Linked DNA regions of Homo sapiens: region 2 is linked to region 1. A link is an interaction called in ENCODE POLR2A ChIA-PET data of the cell type or tissue named here. Cell type or tissue: Panc1. All regions are shown on one strand. Each heading gives the region's core, and the rest is flanking DNA. Links, peaks and the distances in the headings are about the cores only. Region 1 has its middle 63 kb from the start of SPPL2A. Region 2 overlaps SPPL2A (signal peptide peptidase like 2A).

The links. Peaks named below come from ENCODE experiments on the same cell type or tissue, not always from the same donor. Only the 100,000 strongest peaks of a DNase experiment are listed, where the experiment ranks them.
Region 2: POLR2A ChIA-PET joins it to region 1 with 8 read pairs; 2 of 35 experiments call an interaction of 5 or more read pairs at or near these places.

What each region holds. Positions count from the first base shown.
Region 1 is chr15:50,826,570-50,830,970 of GRCh38, reverse strand. No RefSeq gene overlaps it. Among named protein-coding and RNA genes, the nearest start is that of SPPL2A, 63 kb to the right of the region's middle. In Panc1, for the core only: no CTCF peak of the experiment used is centred there; a DNase peak (open chromatin) is centred at 1,931.
Region 2 is chr15:50,702,370-50,706,770 of GRCh38, reverse strand. SPPL2A (signal peptide peptidase like 2A) reads left to right here. Exons shown (of 15, transcript NM_032802.4): 15 at 1-4,401. Among named protein-coding and RNA genes, the nearest start is that of TRPM7, 18 kb to the right of the region's middle. In Panc1, for the core only: no CTCF peak of the experiment used is centred there; no DNase peak of the experiment used is centred there.

The sequences.
Region 1 (4,401 bases), core at 266-4,265:
GAGGCTGGACAATCCCTTGAACCTAGGAGGCAGAGGTTGCAGTGAGCCGAGATCACACCACTGGACTCCAGCCTGGGTGACAGAGCCAAACTCCATCTCAAAAAAAAAAAAAAAAAAAGGAAGAAGATAGGAGAAATGCACGTAACAGATTATTCCTTACAGCCCCCAGAAGGAGCCAACCCTAGCAATACCTTGATTTTGGATTTCCGGCCTCCAAAATGGCGAGAAAATAAATTTCTCTTGTTTTAAGCCACCCAGTTTGTGATTATTTGTTTTGGCAGACATAGGAAGCTACTACTGCTGATATGGGGCAGGCTCTCAAAGAAATACCCTGATGAACTGGCGTAAATGACTGTAAGTAAATAGATTCTTTTTTCTGTTAGTAAATAGATTCTTAAGTGGTTTCTGTTTGGTCATTCATTTAATCATTCATTCACTCAACAAATATCTATTTATTACATACTTGTCTCTAAAATATGACTGAGAATTTTTAGATTATTTGACACATTCTTGTCCAGGGTAAATTTGGTTACTGCTAACCCTGTAGGTGGGAGAAAGTTTACTGTAGAGATTTTGTATTTCACTTTGAAAGCTCTGTTAAATTGTCTTTTTTTTTTTTTTTTTTTTTTGAGACGGAGTCTCACTCTGTCGCCCAGGCTGGAGTGCAGTGGCGCCATCTCAGCTCACTGCAACCTCTGCCTTCCAGGTTCAAGAGATTCTCCTGCCTCAGTCTCCCGAGTAGCTGAGACTACAGGCGCGTGCCAACAAGCCCAGCTAATTTTTGTATTTTTAGCAGAGACGGGGTTTCACTCTGTTGACGAGGATGGTCTCACTCTCTTGACCTCGTGATCTGCCCGCCTTGGCTTCCCAAAGTGCTGGGATTACAGGCATGAGCCACCACACAGAGTGGTGCTTTTTAAAAGCTCTCCAGGTGATTCTAACGTGCAAACAGGGTTAAGAACCTCTGCCTTGGCTGGGCACGGTGGCTCACGCCTGTAATCCCAGCACTTTGGGAGGCTGAGGCAGGCGGATCACCTGAGGTCAGGAGTTCAAGACCAGCCTGGCCAACATAGTAAAACCCCATGTCTACTAAACATACAAAAAAAAAAAAAATTAGTCGGGCATGGTGGCGGGCACCTGTAATCCCAGCTACTTGGAAGGCTGAGGCGGGAGAATTGCTTGAACCCAGGAGGCAGAGGTTGCAGTGAGCCGAGATGACACCACTGCACTCCAGCCCGGGCAACAGTGCAAGACTCCGTCTCCAAAAAAAAAAAAAAAGAACCTCTGCCTTATATTTTTTTTTCTTTAAACATAGTTATTTTTATTCAAGTTTCATTAATCCAATTTCAGGAGAAAGTATAGTAAGCCTATTTAAACAGATTTTTTTTTTCAGTGTTTCAATATTTGACACTGAGTTGCTTATTTCCCTTGGAAATGTTTATTTTTAAATTTTATTTCAATAGTTTTTGGGGTACAGGTGGTTTTTGGTTACATGGATGAGTACTTTAGTGGTGAATTCTGAGATTTGTGTGCACCTGGCACTTGAGCAGTGTCCACTGTACCCAATATGTTGTCTTTTATCCCTTGTCCCCTTCCCAGCCTCCCCCCGAGTCCCCAAAGTCCATTATATCACTCTGTATGTTTTTGCATCCTCATAGCTTAGCTCCCATTTATAAGTGAGAACATAAGACACTTGGTTTTCCATTCCTGAGTTACTTCGCTTAGAATAATGCTCTGCCTTACTTTTAAGGATACAAGTGCATATGCTTATTATGACTGTCTCTACTGTGAAAGCAGAAATCACTGATATACCTAGAAACACATGGAGAGACATTCATTCTCTTTCTCACCATATAAAAAAAAAACCCAAACCAACACTGCTCAGCACGACACCAACTGGCTGACATAGCACATTCTTGACGACCATTATCCCAAGTTCCCTGTGAATCACTACACAGTTTTTTTTCAGTCCTCCCAATTCTCCTCCCACATGTGGTTGCAGGGAGCAGCTGTCCATTGTGCAATAGCAGTGGACTGAAAGATAGAAGACATGGATTCTAACTGCATACTGTCCCTAACTAGCTGTGAGGCATGAGGCTGGTCACTCAATACCTCTGAGACTGTAAAATAGCAATGATTTTACTGTCGGGTCTAGCCACTTCATAGGTTTGAATAAAGATCAAATGAAATATGAAAGCAATCATAAGCCATAAATTGCCATGTCAAGATAACAATATGACTATGGACTTAAGAGCCTCCAGGATAGAGCAGAATCATTCTTCTCCTTATTTTCTCTAGGTAGTCCCCTATGCACCTGCAGTTTCCCCTTCATTCTCAAGGGAAAGTATGTGCCCTCGTAGAAAAAGAGATGAAGGAAGACAGGTATATGTACAATAATGTATTTTTGCAGTGCTTACAAAAGAATACCATGTGCCCATTTAAAAAATGAGACAGTGGCCAGGCGCGGTGGCTCACGTCTGTAATCCCAGCACTTGGGAGGCCAAGGTGGGTGGATCGCCTGAGGTCAGGAGTTCAAGACCAGCCTGGCCAGCATGGTGAAACCCCATCTCTACTAAAAATACAAAAATTAGCCAGGCATGGTGGCAGGTGCCTATAATCCCAGCTACTTGGGAAGCTGAGGTAGGAGACTCGCTTGAACCTGGGAGGCAGAGGTTGCAGTGAGCTGAGATGATGCCATTGCACTCCAGCCTGGGCAAAAGAGCGAGACTCTGTCTCAAAAAAAAAAAAAAAAGAGATAGTGCTATACAACCCATACAAAACGATGTTAATGATACATTGTTAGGTGAAAAAAACTAAATTGCAGCACAGTACACAGGGTATAATCTCATCTTAAAATTACATAAAAATGTTTGGTAATGCATAAAAAATGTCTAGAAGGATACTTTCCAATCTGTTCCCACTGGGCATTAGGATTGATTGAGGGAGGGACTTTTTATTTTTACTTTGTAAATTTCTGTAATATTGAAATAGTTTTATAATGAGCACATATCATTTTCATAATTTAAAAATATATACTAAAATGTAAATTGAGGGAAAACAGATGGTGAGAGTATTACAGCCTAGGATTAGTAAAGAGTCAGAGAGTGGTCCAGGCACAGTGGCTCACACCCATAATCCCAACATTTTGGGAGGCTGAGGCAGGAAGATCACTTGAGCCCAGGAGTTCGAGACCAGCCTGAGCAAAATAGTGAGACCCTGTCTCTATGAAAAAATTTAAAATTGGTCTGACATGGTGGTGTACACCTGTAGTCCCAGCTACTTGGGAAGCTGAGGCAGGAGGATCTTTTGACCCCAGGAGATTGAGGCTGCAGTGAACTGTGATCACACCACTACACTCCAGCCTGGACCACAGAACGAGACCCTGTCTCAAAAAATAAGTAAGTAGATAATAAATAAATAAAAAGTCACAGAGTGTAATTGCCCTAAAGTTGTTCTAGTGCCTGGACCCAGGCAAAGCATGCTATAAGGGAAGCATACAGCTCTCAAAATCCATTATCAACAACCTTTGAGAATTCACAGAGAAGATTAGAGGTGACAGACGGCTCAAAATGGTTGAGGGTTCTGATTTAAAATCAGGAATTGCGAACTACAAGGCTTGAGGTTTATCACCAGGAAAAGTCTAGAATTAATTATTATTAAATATTTGGTTTGTGAACATTTAAAAATGCACGTGGTGGTCATCAGCAGATGACATAGATTCACTAAGAACAAACCATGACAAACTAACCTATTATTTTTTGTTAGGGTAACTAGATCAGTAGCTCCGAGGAGTATCATAGACTTAGTATATGTTGATTTCAGCAAAGCCGTTCATTCACAAACTCTCCTGCAGCATCATTTTGGAAAATACACACAATGCAAATTATTAAAGGATTCACAGCTGTTTACAAAATCATATTCAATGACTATACCTAGATAGATGTATCCAATAAAATAAGTGCCCATCTTTGGCCCACTTCTCTTTAATTTTTTTTTTTTTTTTTTTTGAGACAGAGTCTCGCTTTGTTGCCCAGGATGGAGTGCAGTGGTGTGATCTTAGCTCACTGCAACCTCCACCTCCTGGGTTCAAGCAATTCTCCTGCCTCAGCCTCCCGAGTAGCTGGGATTACAGGCACGTGCCACCACACCCAGCTAATTTTTTGTATTTTTAATAGAGACAGGGTTTCACCATGTTGGCCAGGATGGTCTCAATCTCCTGACCTCATGATCCACCTGCCTCAGCCTCCCAAAGTGCTGGCATTACAGGCGTGAGCCAGCATGCCCGGCCTTCTTTCATATCTTTTATCAATAACCTAGACACAGACATTGAAGGCAACCTTACCAATTTCTCGGATGACACAAAGATGAAAGGAATAACCACTAGCTAAAGCACAGGATCTA
Region 2 (4,401 bases), core at 192-4,191, 120 kb after region 1:
CACTTTGGTATTTCTGATCTTTGCAATTTGGTTCTGTTAATGTTAAGGTTTGATTTTTTAAAAAAATTATTTTTCTTAAGAAATTATGTATTAATACATATGGCTCATCGTTGAATACAGCATTCCTAACATTATCCCACATTCCCCCACTCCCACCCGTTATCTTTTTTTCTTCCTGATGCCCACCCCTTTTCCCATAGGTAATGATTCTTAATCTTGGTGGAGGATGTACAAAGTGCGGTTCAGAGAAAAGAATTGGCAACAACAGCAAGAGACTTGGTGTTAGTCTCAGTTTAATTACAATACAAGGAAGAGTTGAGTAATTTGCCGCATCTCAAGACCTTGTATCTCAGTTTTCTTTTTTTTTTTTTTTTTTTTTTTGAGACGGAGTCTCGCTCTGTCGCCCAGGCTGGAGTGCAGTGGCGGGATCTCGGCTCACTGCAAGCTCCGCCTCCCGGGTTCACGCCATTCTCCTGCCTCAGCCTCCCAAGTAGCTAGGACTACAGGCGCCCGCCACTACGCCCGGCTATTTTTTGTAGTTTTAGTAGAGACGGGGTTTCACCGTTTTAGCCGGGATGGTCTCGATCTCCTGACCTCGTGATCCGCCCGCCTCGGCCTCCCAAAGTGCTGGGATTACAGGCGTGAGCCACCGCGCCCGGCCATATCTCAGTTTTCTAATCTGTAAAATGAGTAGGTTAGACCAGCTAATCACTCTGGTACCTTCCAACTTGAAAAAAGTTTTTTCCCCATTCTTTGGTAAATTTTAGATGTGGCCTGAACATTCTCCTGGAAGTCAGAGGTCAAATTATCTTTCCATTTTCTTTTATTTTAGTAAGAATTTCGCAAATGACAAGTGATAACAAAGGCAGCAGGATTTTTCATTTCTCTGTAAATAATGTATAAAATATGTGAACAGAACTATATCTTTCATCTAAGGCCAGTTCAATTTATTAAAAATAAAACTAATGCCTTTTAAAATTGATCAGACCTTTGATACTTGAACTAAATTTTGCATTAGAGACTTTTTAAAAATTGTTCGCTTTTGCTGAATAAATTGCAAATAGAGAAGCTTCATTGACAGTCAGTCCCTCTCTGCTTAATGCAGTTATGGGTCCTTTCGTTTATGGCAAATGACTTACCTGACAAGAGTTAATTTTGCCTCCATTGTATCAAGTTTGAATATTTTCCAAGAAATCTGATTTATTTGGCAGACTCTGAGAGAGAGAACAGATTAAGTGCCGTTTTAAAACTCTGTATTTTCATTTATAATAATAAAATATTTGCCAAAATACAGCTGTTTTGTAAAATTATCTGCACCCTCATCCAAGCTTTATATTTAATAGCCTTAATCACATTTTATGAAGAATGTTAAAGAAAATTTTTTTTTTACTACATCGAAATGAGATAATTAATTTCTTTTTTTTTTTTTTGGAAATGGAGTCTCCCTCTGTCACCCAGGCTGGAGTGCAGTAGCAAGATCTTGGCTCACTACAACCTCTGCCTCCTGGTTCAAGCAATTTTCCTGCCTCAGCCTCCCAAGTAGACGGGATTACAGGTGCGTGCCACCACACCTGGCTAATTTTTGTATTTTTAGTAGAGACGGGGTTTCACCTTGTTGGTCAGGCTGGTCTTGAGCTCCTGACCTCATGATCTGCCCGCCTCAGACTCCCCAAGTGCTGGGATTGCAGGCATGAGCCACCGCGCCTGGCAAAATAAGATAATTTCTCAAAATAATTTGGTTTCATATAACTGGAGTAGTAATTAATATTTTAACTTCATCAACTAGATGTATCTCCTCAGTAGCATAGTAACTGGTACATCCAGAAATCTGAAATCCGAGTTACTTGATACAAATTCTACTTTATCTAACCATTAGTTATTAAGGAGGTAAAATCTTGTTCTAATTTGCTATTAAAATCTTATTGGTTAAATAGAAATAAGAAAAAGTATAATTAAGTTTCTTCATCCTCAATGTCAACTTTATATTGTAATTAAATGTGTAGCAACCAAGCTGACAATAGTGATTAAGAAATTAAAGTACAGAAATATTTTATTTGGGGACTCAAAATGAACAAAAGATAGATAAGATTAAAATTTCACTTAAAAAGCTGCCATCTCTTCCTCTCTTGCCCTCCCACCACCAATAACTTTAAGGGGAAGAGAAGCTGGTTTTTTCCCTAAACATGTCTTTAAAATAATGATACACTGTATTTATTAATTCTTGATGCAAAAAAAAAAAAGTTAGAAAATCCCTTTGAACATTTTTGTGGCTTATCAACAGAAATCACTATCTCAAATTGTAATGTAGATTACTTTTGTCTCAGTTTAGTTTAGCAAAAATAAATGTGAGGCTTGTGGGGAAAGACCTTGATATTCTAATACATTATATTTTCTTCTAGCTTGTAGATTTTTTTTTTTTTTTTTTTTTGAGACAGAGTTTCGCTCTTTTTGCCCAGGCTGGAGTGCAATGGCATGATATCAGCTCACTGCAATCTCCGACTCCCGGGTTCAAGCAATTCTCCTGACTCAGCCTCCTGAGTAGCTGGGATTATAGGCATGTGCCACCACACCCGGCTAATATAGTATTTTTAGTAGAGACGGGGTTTCTCCATGTTGATCAGGCTGGTCTCGAACTCCCAACCTGAGGTGATCCGCCCGCCTCAGCCTCCTAAAGTGCTGGGATTACAGGCATGAGCCACCGTGCCTGGCACTTGTAGATTTTTTTTTAGATTAGCAATTCCTTAGTAGAATCTGCAATTTATTTCTCTTTTAAAGAGAATTTTAACCCATCTGCTATTGGCATTCTTATATTTTACTTGTCCATAGAGATTTTAGTGAATTGATACATTTATAATAAATACAAATGAGCTTTCCAGTTTTCTTTGCTCTTTCAATTTATGCTTTAGTATAAGCAAAAATTACTATTTTTACATTTTTAAAAATTGTGGGTACATGTAGGTGTATATATTTATGGAGTGCATGAGATGTTTTGATACAGGTATGCAATGTGAAATAAGCGGATCATGGAGAATGGGGTATCCATTCCCTCAAGCATTTATCCTTTGAGTTATAGACATATTTTACATTTGAATAAAAAATATTTGAACTAAGGCCGGGTGCGGTGGCTCACACCTGTAATCCCAGCACTTTGGGAGGCCAAGGCGGGTGGATCATGAGGTCAGGAGTTTGAGACCAGCCTGACCAACATGGTGAAACCCCGTCTCTACTAAAAATACAAAAATTAGCTGGGTGTGGTGGGGCTCGCCTGTAACCCCAGCTACTCAGGAGACTGAGGCAGGAGAATCGCTTGAACCTGGGAGGTGGAGGTTGCAGTGAGTCGAGATCACACCACTGCACTCCAGCCTGGGCGACAGAGCGAGACTCCATCTCAAAAAAAAAAAAAAAAAAAAAAAATATATATATGTATATATATATATATATATATGTATATATGAACTAATTTATTTAGGCTTAATCTCTAAAATTTCAGCCTGATCTTAACCAATGAAATTTCAAAAACAAAAACTGTACTTCAGTCTACAATTGAATGGAATTCAGTGTAGACCAGTACAATGGAATGTACTGGCTGAGATGGGAGGGTCCCTTGAGCCCAGGAGTTTGAGGCTGTAGTGAGCTGTGATTGTGTCTGTGAATAGTGACTGCACTCCAGCCTAGGTGACATAGCAAGATGCCATCTCAAAGAAATATAGATATATAACATAAAATAAATAACTTTATACATTTCCTGGAGGAAAAGTACTCTGTAAATTCAAGAGATCTGAATCAAATTACTCAACCTTTTGGAATTTGATCCTCTACTGTAATACTCATATGCTAGATTACTGAATTTTCAGAGTGAAAAAAAATTGACAGGGTAATATATAGGCCATATTATAGTGAAGATCATAAGTATAAATGTCCTCGTTTAATCTTTCCATATTGAGGACAGCCTCTGCATATAAAAATGTTCATTGGGAGAAAAATTATTTTTAAAACTAAATTTTTATAGTAGTCCTCCATTACTGGCAATTAAGGAGCAACCCACAAAATGTCATTATGTGGTTCTTTGATTAGGCATAAAAAGTATTGCAAACAGCTTTTCTATTCCTTTGGAATATGAATCTTTTTAATGTCTAAAGTTAACCTGCAACATTTTCTAGTAGGACAAGTCAATGTAAATTAGGTAATTTTTGCCTGTTTTATACCTTCTGTTGCATTTTGTTCAAATGAAAACATTTTTTAAAACATGATTGAATTTTTACTTCTCAGATAATTGGTTTGAGTGTGGAATTTCTTTTTTAACACTTTGATATGTAAGTTAGTGTAAATTAATACTTTTATAACACTACTAGGCTTTATATTTTTATGGAATGTTTTAAAATTTGAAATTTTTGAAGTGTT